2 separate regions of the Homo sapiens genome follow, and region 1 is linked to region 2. The links are chromatin loops, found by intact Hi-C in ENCODE. Cell type or tissue: mammary epithelial cell. All regions are shown on one strand. Each heading gives the region's core, and the rest is flanking DNA. Links, peaks and the distances in the headings are about the cores only.

Region 1 (8,331 bases), core at 317-8,316, 170 kb after region 2:
AGATGTTCCATCAGCTGTGGGAAGAGCCTAGCAGGTCCAATGAACATCTAGATCTGGCACCCACTGGTGAGAGACATTTGGAGAAAGAGGGACATTGGCAGCTTCCTTGGCACAGAAGAGTGGAGGGGCCGTTCATTCAGAGAGGGACCCAAGCCCTGGGAATTCCTGCCAGGCCTAGGGGCCCAAGAGCTGGGGTGGAGGCCTGTTCACAGGTGCAGGTCCTGGAAGAGGTGGAGGCCATGCGGAGGGAGCAGGCAGAGATGGGCAGGAGGAGTGAGGGACTCTTGATCTTGGTGATCAGGTGATCAATTACCCTGGTTTATCCTAGTTTTAGCACTGAAAGTCCCATATCCCAGGAACCCCTCAGACCAGGGCAAACCGAGATGGTTGGTCACCATACTTTACTTGGCAACAAGGGAATTGCATTCTATTGGAAGGCTCGATTTCTCAGTGGTTACAGCAGAAACTATGACCCCTAGAGCTGGATGTTGATTCTGGCTCTACCGTTACTGTGTGATCTGGGGCAAGGGTTTTAATTGCTCTTGGTTTTAGTTTCTGATATATAAAATGGGAATAATATTTCCTTCATAGGAGGATTTGGGGGAGGGGTAAAAAGGATAATGCATGTAGAACCTTAGCATAGGGCTTGGTATGTTTATTTATTTGACAAATATGTTTTGGCCACTATGACCCTATTTTCTCATATTTCATTGAATGTAAGATGCCATCAATTAATTGTATACTGAACAATGATTGGCCTACTATGAAGGAAAGAATGCTGCCCATTACACTTTGACTTATGATGGATTGCAAGTTATATCTCAATTTCAGAGATACTAACATGTGAAAAAAAATACCCACCTTAGAATCGATGAACCAGGTACCACGTTGGGAACCTCTGGGCTATGGTGGTGAATAAGGCCATTAAAGCCTCTGCCACTGCTCAATTTGCAGCTCAGTGCAGGCTTCTGGGTGGAGACACTTTTCCAAAAACTCCTGAGGTCTAAGTATGTCTCCTTGAAGACTGTGGCAGGTATCCTATGTTCAATTTAAAATGTCAGATGTGAGGGAGAGTTCCAGGCTGTATGGGGTGCCAGAAGAGAAAATTCTTGGTTTACATGGTCACATGATTGCTCTGGGACCTGGGGCCAGTCAGTTGTGCTTTCTGTGTCTCTGGTGTGAACAGGGGGATTGATTCTAGCTCTGAGGCCTTCCTGGCTTCAACCTTCAGGGACTCTGTTGGGTCCCCCATGGTGGCCAAGTCCCCCTCTCCCAATTGCAGGAAGGGCTTCCTTCTGGATATATGGTCTGCCAAGGGAATGCAACTCTCCCTTGGTGAGTGCCACTCACTGCCAGACTGGGATGGGTGGGAGTGGTGCTTGGGGTGGGATAGGCAGGGGAAGCTCCAGGTGTCAGGTTACACTCCTTGCAGAGCACTGCTGGGCCTGAATGGGAGCCAGGGAGAACGTCCTGCCTTCTCCATCTTTGTTCCTACTAGTTTTTCACAAAGGGACACATGCAGTTTTCCCCTTCATTGTGGGTTCCCTATGTGGGAAAATTCCATTTGCTAGGCCTCAGAACCAGTCCGTGGAACCATGACGGCACCTTCCCCCACCCAGTGTGCCCGATTAGCCTCCAGAGGAGGCTTCTGAAAGGTCAGCTGGTGGGGCATTTCTACCCTGTTGTGGACGATGTGAGGTCAGCACAGACTCCAGGGAGGGCGGCCAGTTTCTACCTAGTCCTGAAAGCAGCACTAAGTTAAATGCTCGCGGGGGTGGGGCAGGAGGGTGGGAAACCCAAGGCTGAGAATACTGTTTGTTTAGAGCGTGATCCACAGAGCATCGAGGGCCCGCTTTCTGTACCTCATTATGTGAAGCCTTGAAGCCTTGTGGTGCCAGCTAAGGGGGGAAGTGCTCAGTGTGGGCCAAGGGAGGAGCTACCCCTGGGGTCCCTCCTGCTGAAAGTCTGGAGTGGTCATGGGGATGAGGGCAGAATTAGATACCTGTCCCAGGACCCTGGTTGAGGGTAGAAAGTCATTTCACGTCGGGAGGAGGCTGGGGGCTGATGCGACACTTGAAAATATATATTTATCATTTTTTTATGACTAGATAAATACTAGAAAATCTAGAAACATAGACAAAAATCCAAAAGAATAAAATAAAAATCACAGCAATCCAATAATCTAGAGTCAACTTCCTTTGACATTCTGGTGTATTTTCTATTAGAATCTGTGTTCTAAACACAGGCCTAGATCTTACATTTGAAGGGCCCAGGGCAAGGGTACAATTGGAGTTCCACATACCATATGTTTAAATATTTAATATTTAAATCATTTTTTCTAAGAAAGATTTTCTTCTGAAACATTCAAAATTATCTGTCAAGACCAAAAGGCAAAACTCAAATTACAATGAGTAAATCTTAAAAATTTAGATGAAAATTATTTCTGTAAAGCAGACATTAAAATTTTTTAAAAACGTTTGATTACATTCCATTAGGTATTAAAAATAGCAAAACTCTATGCTATTTGAATGGCCAGGATCCAGGGTCTATAGTTGTCAATGTAAAGAACTGATATACTTCATACATATTATGTCTGGACCTACACGCAGGGAAATTTAAGAGTGCAATGAATCGTTTGCTATTGCAGAATAGTCTTCAGCTGTTAGGTTCCTCTGGAACCATGAATTAGAACATGAAGAAAAGCAAGGAAATGGACACTTGGCACTGCTGGGAGACTATACTTTGTTATGTAAGAAAATGTTGCATTCCACGCTACCTGAGAGGAAGTGTTTGACAAATTAATTTGTCTATTCTCTTACATGCTTAAGCACGTCCACTGCTCAAATTTTCCCTGTACTCTGAAGCGTCGTCCATCTCTGATGTCAGCCACAGCACAGCCCACGTGGTGTTGTGGCATTGGGATTCAGTCCCTTTTGTCTCAAAGACAGAGGACAAGACCTGGAGACACATCTCCTGGGTCTTGATGATGTTAGTCCCAAGTTAATGTTTAGGGTTACGCTATGCAGCACTGAACACCAGGTCGCAAGTAACAGAAGTGACTGTCTTCATAATAACTATTTGCCTATGTGTGTTTATGAAATGCCGAACACTTTGAATTGTGGGATCTAAGGCATGGACCACACTTACCCAGGTCTAAGGTCTAAGCGTGTGTGTGTGCGTGTGTGCGTGCATGTGCATGTGTGTGCGTGTGTGTGTATATAAAACTATGTATATATTTAATTTAAAATTAATATATTTATTTTAATATTGTAAGGTCTAATTTTAAAAAATACATATATAGAAAATTAGTACTAAATAGTGAGTACCTCTGGAACCACAAATTATATTTTATATGCACAAGGAATTTTAAAATATTAGGAATGTACAATATGTATTATTTCCTCAGTTTTCTAGCATAATTTTTTTCTTTATACATATTCTTCTAAAAATTTATTTTTAATGATTATACAGTATTCCACAAAACAGATATGTCATTATTTATTTATTTATTGAGACAGAGTCTCACTCTGTTGCCCTGGCTGAAGTGCAATGGTGTGACCTTGGCTCACTGCAACCTCTGCCTCCTGGGTTCAAGCGATTCTCCAGCCTTAGACTCCTGAGTAGCTGGGATTACAGGTCGCCGCCACCACGCCCGGCTAATTTTTGTATTTTTAGTAGAGATGAGGTTTCACCAGGTTGGCCAGGCTAGTCTTGAACTCCTAACCTCAAGTGATCCACCTGCCTTGGCCTCCCAAAGTGTTGAGATTGCAGGCATGAGCCACTGGGCCTGGCTGTGTCATCATTTATTAAAGCAGTCCTGTAGTGGTTGTTTCCAATTTTTATGTTGCTTCCAGTTTTTCTCTACTATCAACACCGCCACAATGAACATCCTTGTGTGCATGTAAGCTACATTTCTGGAAGTGGCATCCTCAGGTCGGAGCATATACATTGTGTATATTTAGTTGAGTCAGGGGGCAGCCCCTTTAAAAAGACCCAAGTTTCATTGATAAGCTCTTTTATTTTTTGTTTGTTTAGAGTTGGTCCCAGGGAGACCGAAGCCTGCAGGCAGTACTAGAATTGGCCCAGGGAATGGGGTCTGGAGTTATGGATCCCAACTCTCTCTGAGCTTGGGAGAGTCCCTTCCCCTGTCTGGGCCTCACTTTCTTTATCTGTTCAAAGAAGACTCATTGGTACTGACCTAATGAGAAAAAAAAGGGAAAATAAAAGAAGAACAAAGAGGAGTCAGAGTAGGTTGCAGAGTCCTTGCAATCAGAAACGCTCTGATTCTGGGAGGGTTTGCTTGCTGGGTAAGTGGAGCCAAGCTCCAGCCTCTGGGGCTCTGTCCCTGAGACCATCCTGCCCCCTGCTGGCCAGTTGCCAAATGCCAGCTTTGTTCCTGACTCCCACAGGGAGATTCCCCGGAAATTTGCTGGACTCCCAGCAAGTCAGTTGCCCACTGTGAAAGCAGGAGGCTACAAGAGTATGAGAAGTGAGCGCCAACATTGCTACAATTCATTTAGCTGCTGTTTCACTTCTGGAAATTACATTCTTTGGGCTGTGCTTCCAAATGTCTCATTTCATTCATTTGTTCAGCAAATGCTTCCAAGTTCCTCCTTTGTGTCTGGGCTATGTTAGGGGGCTGGAGACACAGTGTTTGCCTGCAAAAAATGCACAGGCTAGATAGGGCCAAAGAACTGGCCATAGGTTACTACCATACAGAGGACAGAGAGGGGCACAGAGAAAAGCCTTCAGATGTTTAATTATTAGGCTATTGCTGGGCTTTCAAACCCCTGATCCTCATCTGTCTAGATAAAGAGCATAAATAGATGTATACTGGGTTGAATAGCATCCCTCCCTAACACTTGTCCACCCAGAACCTGTGAATGCAATACAGGGTCTTTGCAGATGTAATCAAGTAAAGATGAGGTCATGCTAGTGGGCCCTAATCCAATGATGGGTGTCCTTATAAGACGAGGAGACAGAGACCCAGAGAGACATGCAGAGGGGAAGGCCATGTGAAGGCACTCATAAGTCCCAGAATGGCGGGGATTGCCAGGAACCACCAGCAATTAGAAGAGGCAAGGAAGGATTTCTCCCCTGGAGAGACCATGGCTAGCTGACACCTTAATTTTGGACTTTGGGCCTCCAGAGATACGGGACAATACATTGATGTTGTTCTAAGCCACCCAGTTTGTGGTAATTTGTTGCAGCAGCCCTTGGAAACTAATGCAACAAACTTCTTGAGGATGAAAGTTAGCAAACTGAGGAGTACTCGGAATCCAAGTGAGTGAGTGTGTGTGTGTGTGTGTGTGTGTGTCAGGGTGGGAGGAGCTGGAAGTTTCAAGTTACAGCTTCATCTTGGCTGACTGGCTGTGTGTCCTTGGGTAAGTCCCTTCCTTCCCCTCTCTGGGCATTGGTTTCTTGGCCTATATAGGAAGACATTAGACTAGCCCAGTAGCCTTTGCAATTCATTCTGCTGCTGTTTCATTTCCGAAAACTGCATTCTTTGGGACCATGACAAAACCTTTTTTTGTCCTTTTTTAAAGAATCTGGACCCTTTTTTTTTCTCAAACAAAAGTAAACATATTGCCCCGCATATAAATGAGCACAGCTAAGCTGTGCCAGGCACAGGGTTCTGGGGCTGGTGAAGTACTTTTGGGATTTCCTGACCCTTCTCCAAGAACACCAAGGTTGTGCTGGATCCTGTACTGGCCCCTCTGGCATTCAGAAGGTGACATATGATGTCAAATAACTGTGGGTAATCCCAGAGTGAGTCCCTTTCTTCATGATTTAACAGGAAGGTTTATTTAGTCCTTGGGGTTTATGAGTTTGGGATCACAGAGCTTTTATGTGGACTCAGGAAGGGTGAGTGTATCAGTTTCCTGTGGCTGCTGTAACAAATGGCCACAGAGCTGGTGGCTTCAAACAACCGAAATTTATTCTCTTGTAGTTCTGGAGGCCAGAAGCCTCAAATCAGTCTCACCGGGTGGAAACGGAGGTGCTGGTGGAGCCATGCTCTCTCCACAGGCTCTAAGGGAGATTCCTTTCCTCGTGGCTTCCAGAACCTGGCGACTGCCTGTGTTCCTGGCTTGGGGCCACATCTCTCCAATCTCTGCTTCTGTGGCCACACTACCATTTCCTCTGCCTGTGTTACATCTCCCCCTACCTCTGTCTTATGAGGACACTTGTGACTGTATTTATCCCCTGCCCCCAGATAATCGAGGATCATCTATCTCATTTTCAATTTATCCACATCTGCAGAGTCTATTTTGCTGTATAAGGTAAGTGCACAGTCTAATCTGGGAATTAGACCCTGATACTGGGGCCATCATTCAGTGCACTGTAGAAGGTGATATATCCATGATGAAGCCCATGGCAGAGACCAACTCTGTCAGTCTCCTCTCTTATTCTCATTACTCCCACCCTCCCTCTCTGCCCAGGAAAGAAGCTATAGAAGGCATTTGGAACCCTTTTTTGGGTAAGGGGCGGAGGCGGGGAGGGAGGAGGCTGTGGCATTGTTTGCCGGCCAACCTCCTGGGCAGCTCCTGCTGAGCTGAGGACACAGGAAGGCAGAGCCATTCCCATGGAGAAATAGAACAAGGCCCAACCTGGCAGCCATGTCTGGAGGCAGCCCTTTGTCAAAAGTTCATCTGACCAGGGAGAGAAATTGCATACTCAGAGTTAGATCTTGTGCAAGGAGCTTCCCCATGCCATGTAATCCTCTCAAGAACCCTCTGAGACAGAGGTTATTAGGACCACTTTACAGATGAGAAAACAGGCTCTGGGAAGGAAAGTGACTTTCCAAGCTACATAGTGTTAAAAGAAAAACTTCAGCTGAATTAAATGTAAAGGAATTTAATTGAGCAATGAACGATTCGAGAATCGTGCAGCTCCCAGAATCACAGCAGATTTGGAGAGACTCCAGGGATGCCTCCTGGTCAGAACAAATTTATAGACAACAAAAGGGAAGTGACGTACAGAAATCGAAAGTGAGGTACAGAAACAGTTGATTGCTCACAGTTTGGCGTTTGCCTTATTTGAACACAGTTTAAACACTTAGTGGTCTATGAGTGGTTGAAGTATGCCGCTGGGATTGGACAAAACTCAGCTGTTGTTACAGGCACATACTCCTAAGTTAGGTTTTCAATCTTGTCAGCCTGTTAAGCTAGGTTACAGTTTGTCCACAAGGACTCAGATATAGAAGTATGGAGTTCTGGCTGGGTGCGGTGGCTCACATCTGCAATCCCAGCACTTTGGGAGGCTGAGGTGGGTAGACCACTTGAGGTCAGGAGTTCGAGACCAGCCTGGCTAATATGGTGAAATCCTGTTGCTTCCAAAAATGTAAAAAATTAGCCAGGCGTGATGGTGCGTGCCTGTAATCCCAGCTACTCAGGAGGCTGAGGCAGGAGAATCGCTTGAACCCGGGAGGCGGAGGTTGCAGTGAGCTGAGATTGTGCCACTGCCCTCCAGCCTGGGTGATAGAGTGAGACTCCATGTCAAAAAAAAAAAAAAAAAAAAAAAAAGAAGGACGGAATTCTTCTCAGGCCATATTTAGTTTGCTTTAACAATAGCTAGTGAATGGTGGTGCTGGAGACCAAAGCCAGCACTGCCTGCAGGTTTCAGAATCTGTTTGGATCTGGGTTTCTGCTGCTCTGAGCTAAGCAGCATGCTGTGAGCATGGGGTCAGAGCACTGGACTCGGGTCTAGGAGTAGATCCTTCCCTTCTCAGTGGTTCTACTGTGGGCAGGTTATTCCAGTTCTCAGAGCCTCTGTTTCCTTGTCTGTAGAGCGGGCTGAGAATCCTTGACCTAAGCCCTGGGTTAAGAAGTTCCAGGGAACACATATTCAGGAAAGCCTTTGTACACCCACTGCCCACAGAGGAGGGGTTGATTGTAGTTCAGGTTTTCCTGGACCAGCAAGCTGTGGGTGGTCTTCCAGGAGGAACGGTGCTGAGAACAGGGGTTGTGGGTCTGGCCCCGACAAGGTTAACAGACCCCTCCAAAGGTACCTGGCAGGCAGGGAGGTGCCTCCAAAGCAGTCTAGCTCTAGGGGACGGCCATTCAGGGTAATTCAACAGACATTCATTCACTGGGTAGCCATTCTGGGACAAGCTCTGACTGGGTGATGATGACAAGACGTGGTGGTCTCCACTTTCAGTGACCTCTTCAAGAGAGATGGGCATGTACATAGTTGTAAGAGAAAACAGTGCAGGATCAGGCCCGGCGGAGTCATAAATAAGTACATGGGACACAGAACAGAGGCAGGGCCCGTGGGTGGGCAGTGACATTATGATCCACTATGTGGTCCGGTTTCTTCAGCTCCTCTGATTTG
Region 2 (8,331 bases), core at 93-8,092:
CCTGGCCAACATGGTGAAACTCCGTCTCTACTAAAATTCCAAAAATTAGCCGGGTATGGGGGCGGTGCCTGTAATCCCAGCTACTCAGGAGGCCGAGGCAGGAGAATTGCTTGAACCCAGGAGACAGAGGTTGCAGTGAGCTGAGATCACACCATTGCACTCCAGCCTGGGCAACAGAACAAGACTCCGTCCCCCTCCCCCACAAAAAAAAAAGGCCTGGTGTGGTGGCTCACACCTGTAATCCCAGCACTTTCAGAGGCCGAGGTGGGCAGACCACCTGAGGTCAGGAGTTTGAGACTAGCCTGGCCAACATGGTGAAACCCCGTCTCTACTAAAATACAAACATTGGCTGGACGTGGTGGTGGGTGCCTGTAATCCCCAGCTACTCGAGTGGTTGCGGCAGGAGAATTGCTTGAACACGGCAGGCAGAGGTTGCTGAGATCGTGCCATTGTACTTCAGCCTGGACGGCAAGAGCATAACTCTGTCTCAAAAACACATACACAGCCGGGCGCGGTGGCTCACGCCTGTAATCCCAGCACTCTGGGAGGCCGAGACGGGCGGATCACAAGGTCAGGAGATCGAGACCATCTTGGCTAACACAGTGAAACCCCATCTCTACTAAAAAATACAAAAAGTTAGCCGGGCATAGTGGTGGGCGCCGTGCCTGTAGTCCCAGCTACTCAGGAGGCTGAGGCAGGAGAATGGCGTGAACCCGGGAGGCGGAGCTTGCAGTGAGCCGAGATCGCGCCACTGCACTCCAGCACTCTAGCCTGGGTGACAGAGCAAGACTCCGTCTCAAAAAACAAACAAACAAAAACAAACACACACACACACACACACCAAAAAAAAAAAAACCCACAGAACAATACAATTTTATTTATTTATTTATTTATTTACAGAAACGAGGTCTCATTATATTGCCCAGGCTGGTCTTGAACTCCTGAGCTCAAGTGATCCTCCCGCCTCCGCGTCCCGATATGCTGGGATTACAAGCATGAGCCACCATGCCTGGCCCAGAATAATATAATTTGGGGCTTCTTAAGTTTAGTGTGCCTGCGAATCACCAAGGGATCTCTTTAAATTTCAGATATGATTCAGCAGGTCTTTGGCAGGGCCTGAGGCTCTGCATTTCTTTTGTTGTTATTTCGAGACAGAGTCTAGCTATGTCACCCAGGGTGGAGTGCAGTGGTGCGATCACTGCTCACTGCAGTCTTGCCTTCCTGGGCTCAAGCAGTCCTCCCATCTCAGCCTCCCAAGTAGCTGGGACTGCATGCCACCACACCCGGCTAATTTTTTTTTTTTTTTTTTGAGATGGAGTCTTGCTCTGTCGCCCAGGCTGGAGTGCAATGATGTGGTCTCAGCTCACTGCAACCCCTGCCTCCCGGGTTCGAGCGATTCTCTTCCTCAGCCTCCCAAGTAGCTGGGACTACAGGCGCCCACCACACCCAGCTAATTGTTGTATTTTTTTAAATAGAGACGGGGTTTCACTATGTTGGCCAGGCTTGTCTCAAACTGCTCACCTCATGATCCGCCCACCTCAGCCTCCCAAAGTGCTGGGATTACAGGTGTGAGCCACCGCACCCGGCCTAATTTTTGTATTTTTTGTAGAGACAGGGTTTCGCCGTGTTGCCCAGGCTGGTCTCGAACTTCTGGGCTCAAGTGACCCTCCTGCCTCAGCCTCTGAAAGTGTTGGGATTATAGGCGTGAGCCACTGTGCCCTGCCAGGCCCTGCATTTCTAACAAGCTCTTAGGTGACATCCGTGCTGGTTGTCTGCTGACATTTTGAGTAGCAAAGATATAATTTTCAAATACCATAACTCAGCTTTAATAACTGTTAACTACTGGTCAGCTTTGTTTCCATCTTCTTATCCATTCTCTGCCCCAGATGATTTTGAAGTAAATCTTGGACATTCTATGATTTACGTGTATTTAATTACATATCTCATTGAAAACTTCAGAATGCTTCCTTTGAAAAATATAATCATAATAGCATCAGGAGCGCCTCAAAAGTTTAACAATGACTTCTTTTTTTATTATTTTTATTTTTTATTTATTTTTTTATTTTTTGAGACAGAGTCTCGCTCTGTCGCCCAGGCTGGAGTGCAGTGGCACAATCTCGGCTCACTGCAACCTCCACCTCACGGGTTCACGCCGTTCTCCTGCCTCAGCCTCCCGAGTAGCTGGGACTATAGGCGCCAGCCATCACGCCTGGCTAATTTTTTGTATTTTAAGTAGAGACGGGGTTTTACCGTGTTAGCCAGGATGGTCTCGATCTCCTGACCTTGTGATCTGCCCGCCTTGGTCTCCCAAAGTGCTAGGACTACAGGCAGGAGCCACCGCGCCTGCCCTAACAGTGATTTCTGAGTATCATCCAGTATCCAGTCAATTCACATTTCCCTGATTGTCCCATGAATGCTTTTTTATTGTGATTTGTTAATATGTCTCTTCAGTCATTTTTTATTTTATTTATTTATATATTTTTGAGATGGAGTCTTGCTCTGTCACCCAGGCTACAGTGCAGTGGTGTCATCTCAGCTCACTGAAACCTTTGCCTCCCAGGTTCAAGTGATTCTCCTGCCTCAGCCTCCTGAGTAGCTGGGATTACAGGCTCGCACCACCATGCCCAGCTATTTTTAGTAGAGACAGGGTTTCACCTTGTTGGTTAGGCTGGTCTCGAACTCCTGACCTCGTGATCTGCTCGCCTCAGCCTCCCAAAGTGCTGGGATTACAGGCGTGAGCCACCATGCCCGGCCTCTTCAGTCATTTTTAACCTGAAGATTCTCCTTTCAGCTTTTTCTTTTCCTTACTTTTATTTATTTATTTATTTTTAAGAAACTAGGTATTTGTTCTGTAGAGTTTTCCAGTGTGGATTTTGCTGCCAACATCCTCCTGATGTTGTTGAGCATGTTCCTTTCTCTCTTGTATTTCCTATAAATTGGTATGGATCCAGAGCCTTAATTGGATTCAGGTTTGATTTTTTTGACAAGGCTACCTAATACACAGTGCTGTGCATTCCATCAGGAGGTGCCTCATGTCTTCTTGTCTTTCTGTCCATAATCTTTGTAAAGGAGTCATCTCGCCTAACAATGGAACCCGTGATTGGGGTCTGCTGCCACCGGGTGGTAGCAGCATGCCATAGCCGCAGGTTCAAGGAGTAGTAAAAGGGAAAAAACACTGCTGTGAGATCCCAGACGGCAGGACTTGTCCTCTTCATTGAACCTACAATAAATCATCATGATTCTCAAACACGATACTTCAAAGCTACTTTTATTTTATTATTATTATTATTTTTGTTATTATTGTTTTTGAGACGGAGTCTCACTCTGTAGCCCAAGCTGGAGTGCAGTGGCGTGATCTCGGCTCACTGCAACCTTCGCCTCTGGGACTCAAGCGATTCTCCTGCCTCAGCCTCTCGAGGAGATGGGACTAGAGGCACCCACCACCATGCCCAGTTAATTTTTTTTTTTTGTATTTTTAGTAGAGACCAGGTTTCACCATGTTGCCCTGGGTGGTCTCGAACTCCTAAGCTCAGGAGATCCACTCGCCTTGGCCTCCCAAAGTGCTGTGATTACAGGCGTGAGTCACCACACCTGGCCTATTATTATTATTTTTTAGAGACAGTCACCCAGGCTGGAGTGCAGTGGCACAATCATTGCTCACTGCAGCCTCAATCTCTCGGGCTCAAGCTATTCTCCCATCTCAGCCTCTTGAGTAGCGGGGACCACAGGCACACACCACCACGCCTGGCTAGTCTTTTTTTTTTTGCTTTTTTCTTTTGGTAGAGATGTGGTCTCACTAAGTTGCCCAGGAGCAAAGCTACTTTTAAAATGAGGCTGGGCACTGTGGCTCATGCCTGTAATCCTGAACTGAGGCAGGAGGATTGCTTGAGGTCAGGAGTTCAAGGCCAGCCTGGCCTACATGGTGAAACCTCATCTCTACTAAAAATACAAAAGTTAGCCAGGTGTCCAGGTGCAGTGGCTCACTCCTGTAATCCCAGCACTTTGGGAGGCCGAGGTGGGCGGAACACCTGAGGTCGGGACCAGCCTGACCAAGAGAGAGAAACCCTGTCTCTACTAAAAAGACAAAATTAGCCGTCGTGGTGGCGTGTGCCTGTAATCCCAGCTGTTCAGGCCGAGGTTGGCGGAACACCTGAGGTTGGGAATTCGAGACCAGCCTGACAAACAGGGAGAAACCCTGTCTCTGAGGCTGAGGCAGGAGAATCACTTAAACCTGGGAGAAGGAAGTTGCAGTGAGCCGAGACTGTGCCATTGCACCCCGGCCTGGGCAACAAGAGCGGAGCTCTGTCTCAAAAAAAAAAAAAAAAAGAAAATTAGCCAGGCATGGTGGTGCATGCTTGTAGTCCCAGCTACTCTGGAGACTGAGGCAGGAGAATCACTTGAACCTGGGAGGTGGAGGTTGCAGTGAGCCGAGATCAGGCCACTGCACTCCAGCCTCGACAACAGAGCAAGACTGTCTCAAAATAAATACATAAATAAATTAGTTAAATTAAATTAAACAATGCTGCTGGGTGCAGTGGGCTGACGCCTATAATCCCAGCACTTTGAGAGGTGGAGGCATGAGGATTGCCTGAGCCTAGGATTTCAAGGCTGCAGTGAACTATGATCAGCCACTGTACTCCAGCCTGGGTAACACAGCAAAACCCTGTCTCTAAAAAAATAAAATAGTCTAATGCTGTCTAATAGCATGAAATAATAGTTACAATTTATTAAGCCCAAGAACCTTATATCCATATCTCATTTAATTCTCACAACACCCAGGAATATTAAACCATGGTGTTCATGTTTTGTAAAACAGTGGTGATGCTGGAGTTTGCTGTCAAGACTTGTTCTCAACCATTTCTGTGCCAATCTTCTGTTTTGGTCTATATTGGAGTCACTTGTCCTTCCTGTCTCCACCCGACATCCCCTTACAGTGGTGCTGTTATTTTTTCTGTTTGTCCCACTGTCCTCCATTGCCATCCATTCCCCCTGGGAGACTGAACTTTCTCTTTAGTTTTTTTTTTTTTTTTTTAAAGACAGAGTCTCGCTCTGTCGCCCAGGCTGGAGTGCAGTGGCACAATCTCAGCTCACTGCGACCGCCACCTCCCAGGTTCAAGCAATTGTCCTGCCTCAGCCTCCCGAGTAGCTGGGATTAAAAGAGCACCCCACCACACCTGGCAAATTTTTGTATTTTTAGTAGAGACGGGGTTTCACCATGTTGGCCAGGCTGGTCTCAAACTCCTGACCTCAAGTGATCCACCTGCCTTGGCCTCCCAAAGTGCTAGGATTACAGGCATGAGCCACCACACCTGGTCTTACTTTTCCTTTCTTTCTTTCTTTTTTTTTTTTTTGAGATGGAGTTTGTGCTCTGTTGCCCAGGCTGGAGTGCAATGGCACGATCTCAGGTTACTGCAACCACCGCCTATTAGGTTCAAGCGATTCTCTCACCTCAGCCTCCCGAGTAGCTGGGATTACAGGCGTCCAACACCACGCCTGGCTAGTTTTTGTATTTTTTTGTTTATTTATTTTTTTTTGTGACAGAGTCTCCCTTCGTCGCCCAGGCTGGAGTGCAGTGGCGCAATCTCGGCTCACTGCCTCTGCCTTCCGGTTCAGTCAATTCTCCTGTCTCAGCCTCCCTAGTAGCTGGGACTACGGGCACACGCCACCATGGCCAGCTAATTTTTTGTTTCTGTTTTGTTTTGTTTTGTTTTGTCTTGTTTTTGAAACAGAGTCATGCTCTTGTTGCCCAGGTTGGAGTGCAATGGCACGATCTCGGCTCACTGCAACCTCTGCCTCCTGGATTCAATGGATTCTCCTGCCTCAGCCTCCCAAGTAGCTGGGATTACAGGTGCCCACCACCATGCCCAGCTAATTTTTTTTTTTGTATTTTTAGTAGAGACGGGGTTTCACCATGTTGACCAGGCTACTCCCAAACTCGGACGACCTGAAGTCGGAAGTTCGAGACCAGCAGGACCAACATGGAGAAACCCCGTCTCTACTAAAAATACAAAAAATTAGCCAGGCGTGGTGTTACATGCTTGTAATTCCAGCTACTTGGGAGGCTGAGGCAGGAGAATCACTTGAACCCAGGAGGTAGAGGTTGCAGTGAGCCGAGATTGCGCCATTGCCCTCTGGCCTGGGAGACAAGAGTGAAACTCCGTCTCAAAAAAAAAAAAAAAGTTTATCCTTTTTCCCTCTGGGCTCCATGCAGGTCCCTTTCCTTCTCCACTTTTGTTCCCAGCAATTTACGGTTTCCTTGATTATCATTTCTCTGATAACTATGTTACCAGAAAGGGCTCCTGATGCACATCCTAAGAGAGGGTTCTTGGATCTCACACAAGAAAGAATTCAGGGTGAGTCACTAGAGTAAGTGAAAGCAAGTTTATTAGGAAAGTAAAGGAAGAAAGGAATGCCTACTTTACAGACAGAGCAGCCCTGAGGGATGCTGGTTGCCCATTTTTATGGTTATTTCTTGATGATATGCTAAACAAGGGGTAAATTATTCATGCCTCCCCTTTTTAGACCATATTGGGTGACTTCCTGACGTTGCCATGGCATTTGTAAACTGTCATGGTGCTGGTGGGAACGTAGCAGTCAGGACACCCAGAGGTCACTCTCGTCGCCATCTTGGTTTTCGTGGGTTTTAACTGGCTCCTTTACTGCAACATGTTTTATCAGCAAGGTCTGTATGACCTGTATCTTGTGCTGACCTCCTATCTCATCCTGTGACTTAGAATGCCTTAACCTTCTGGGAATGCAGCCTAGTAGGTTTCAGCCTCATTTTACCCAGCTTTATTCAAGACGGAGTTGCTGTAGTTCAAATGCCTCTGACAATTATACCCTCTTAGTTATGTGCTTTCTGTTCTCTTGGTTAAGGTTTGTTCGCTTGTTTTTGAGACAGGTTCTCTCTCTCTTGCCCAGGCTGAAGTGCAGTGGCGTGATGTTGGGTCACTGCAAACTCCACCTCTGGGGTTCAAGCTATTCTCCTGCCTCAGCCTCCCGATAAGCTGGGATTACAGGCACCCACCACCAAGCCTGGCTAATTTTTGCATTTTTAGTAGAGACAGGGTTTCACCATGTTTGCCAGGCTGGTCTCGAACTCCTGGCCTCATGTGATCTGGCCGTCTCAGCCTCTCAAAGTGCTGGGATTACAGGCATGAGCCACTGTGCCCAGCTTTGGTTAAGGTTTGAAGGTGTCACAGGGTGAACTCCAGAATTGGGGTTCAGCCTGGGAGACCCCTTGGGTTCCTGGCTTCACAGGAAGGAATTCACAGCCTGGTTAACATGGTGAAATGCCATCTCTACACAAATACATATATTAGGTGGGTGTGGTGGCACATGCCTGTAATCCCAGCTACTCAGGAGGCTGAGGCACAAGAATCACTTGAACCCCGGAGGCAGGGGTTACAATGAGCTGAGATCGCACCACTACACTCCAGCCTGGGCGACAGAGTGAGACTGTCTTAAAAAAATAAATAAGTAGCTGGGAGTGGTGGCTCACTCCTGTAATCCCAACACTTTGGGAGGCTGAGGGGGGGTGGATCACGAGATCAGGAGTTCGAGACCAGCCTGACCAGCATGGTGAAACCTGGTTTTTACTGAAAATACAAAAAATTAGCCGGGCGGGGTGGTGCGTGCCTGTAATTCCAGCTACTTGGGAGGTTGAGGCAGGAGAATTGCTTGAACCCAGGAGGCAAAGGTTGCAGTGAGCTGAGATCGCGCCATTGCACTCTAGCTTGGGCAACAAGGGCGAAACTCCGTCTCAAAAAAATAATAAATAAATAAATAAAAAGTAGCCTCCATAGGCAGAGCAGCCCTGAGGGCTGGTGGGTGGCTCTTTTTATGGTTATTATGGTTATTTCTTTATTATATGCTAAACAAGGAGTGGATTCTTCATGAGTTTTCCAGGAAAGTGGCAGGGAATTCCTGGAACCTAGGGTTCCTCTTTCTTTCAGAGCATATAGGGTAACTTCCAGACATTGCCAGGGTGTTTGTAAACTGTCATTGCACTTGTGGGAGCTTCCTTTAGCATGCTAATGTATTATAATTAGCATATGATAAGCAGTTAGGATGACCAGGGGTCGCTTTCATGGCCATCTTGGTTTGGGTGGGTTTTGACCGGCTTCTTTTACTGTATGTTTTATCAACTGGGTCTTTGTGAGCTGTGTCTTGTGAAACCAGTCCTGCCAAACTCCTGTCTCAAAGGAAGTGCCTTCATTTCATCATCAACATTCTTAAAATTTTTTTCCTTTTTTTTTTTTTTTTTGAGACGGAGTTTCGCTCCTCTTGCCCAGGATGGAGTGCCATGGTGTGATCTTGGCTCACTGCAAC

The links. Hi-C counts contacts between places; a loop is a spot of excess contacts. Peaks named below come from ENCODE experiments on the same cell type or tissue, not always from the same donor. Only the 100,000 strongest peaks of a DNase experiment are listed, where the experiment ranks them.
Region 1: a loop joins it to region 2, with 16 times the contacts of the local background. A loop is called at or near these places in 7 of 110 quality-filtered maps.

What each region holds. Positions count from the first base shown.
Region 1 is chr9:36,724,737-36,733,067 of GRCh38, forward strand. No RefSeq gene overlaps it. Among named protein-coding and RNA genes, the nearest start is that of MIR4475, 95 kb to the right of the region's middle. RefSeq lists an enhancer at 1,198-1,699. In mammary epithelial cell, for the core only: a CTCF peak has its summit at 4,366 (motif pointing left); a DNase peak (open chromatin) is centred at 4,365.
Region 2 is chr9:36,552,900-36,561,230 of GRCh38, forward strand. No RefSeq gene overlaps it. Among named protein-coding and RNA genes, the nearest start is that of MELK, 16 kb to the right of the region's middle. RefSeq lists an enhancer at 5,366-5,976. In mammary epithelial cell, for the core only: a CTCF peak has its summit at 3,137; a DNase peak (open chromatin) is centred at 3,102.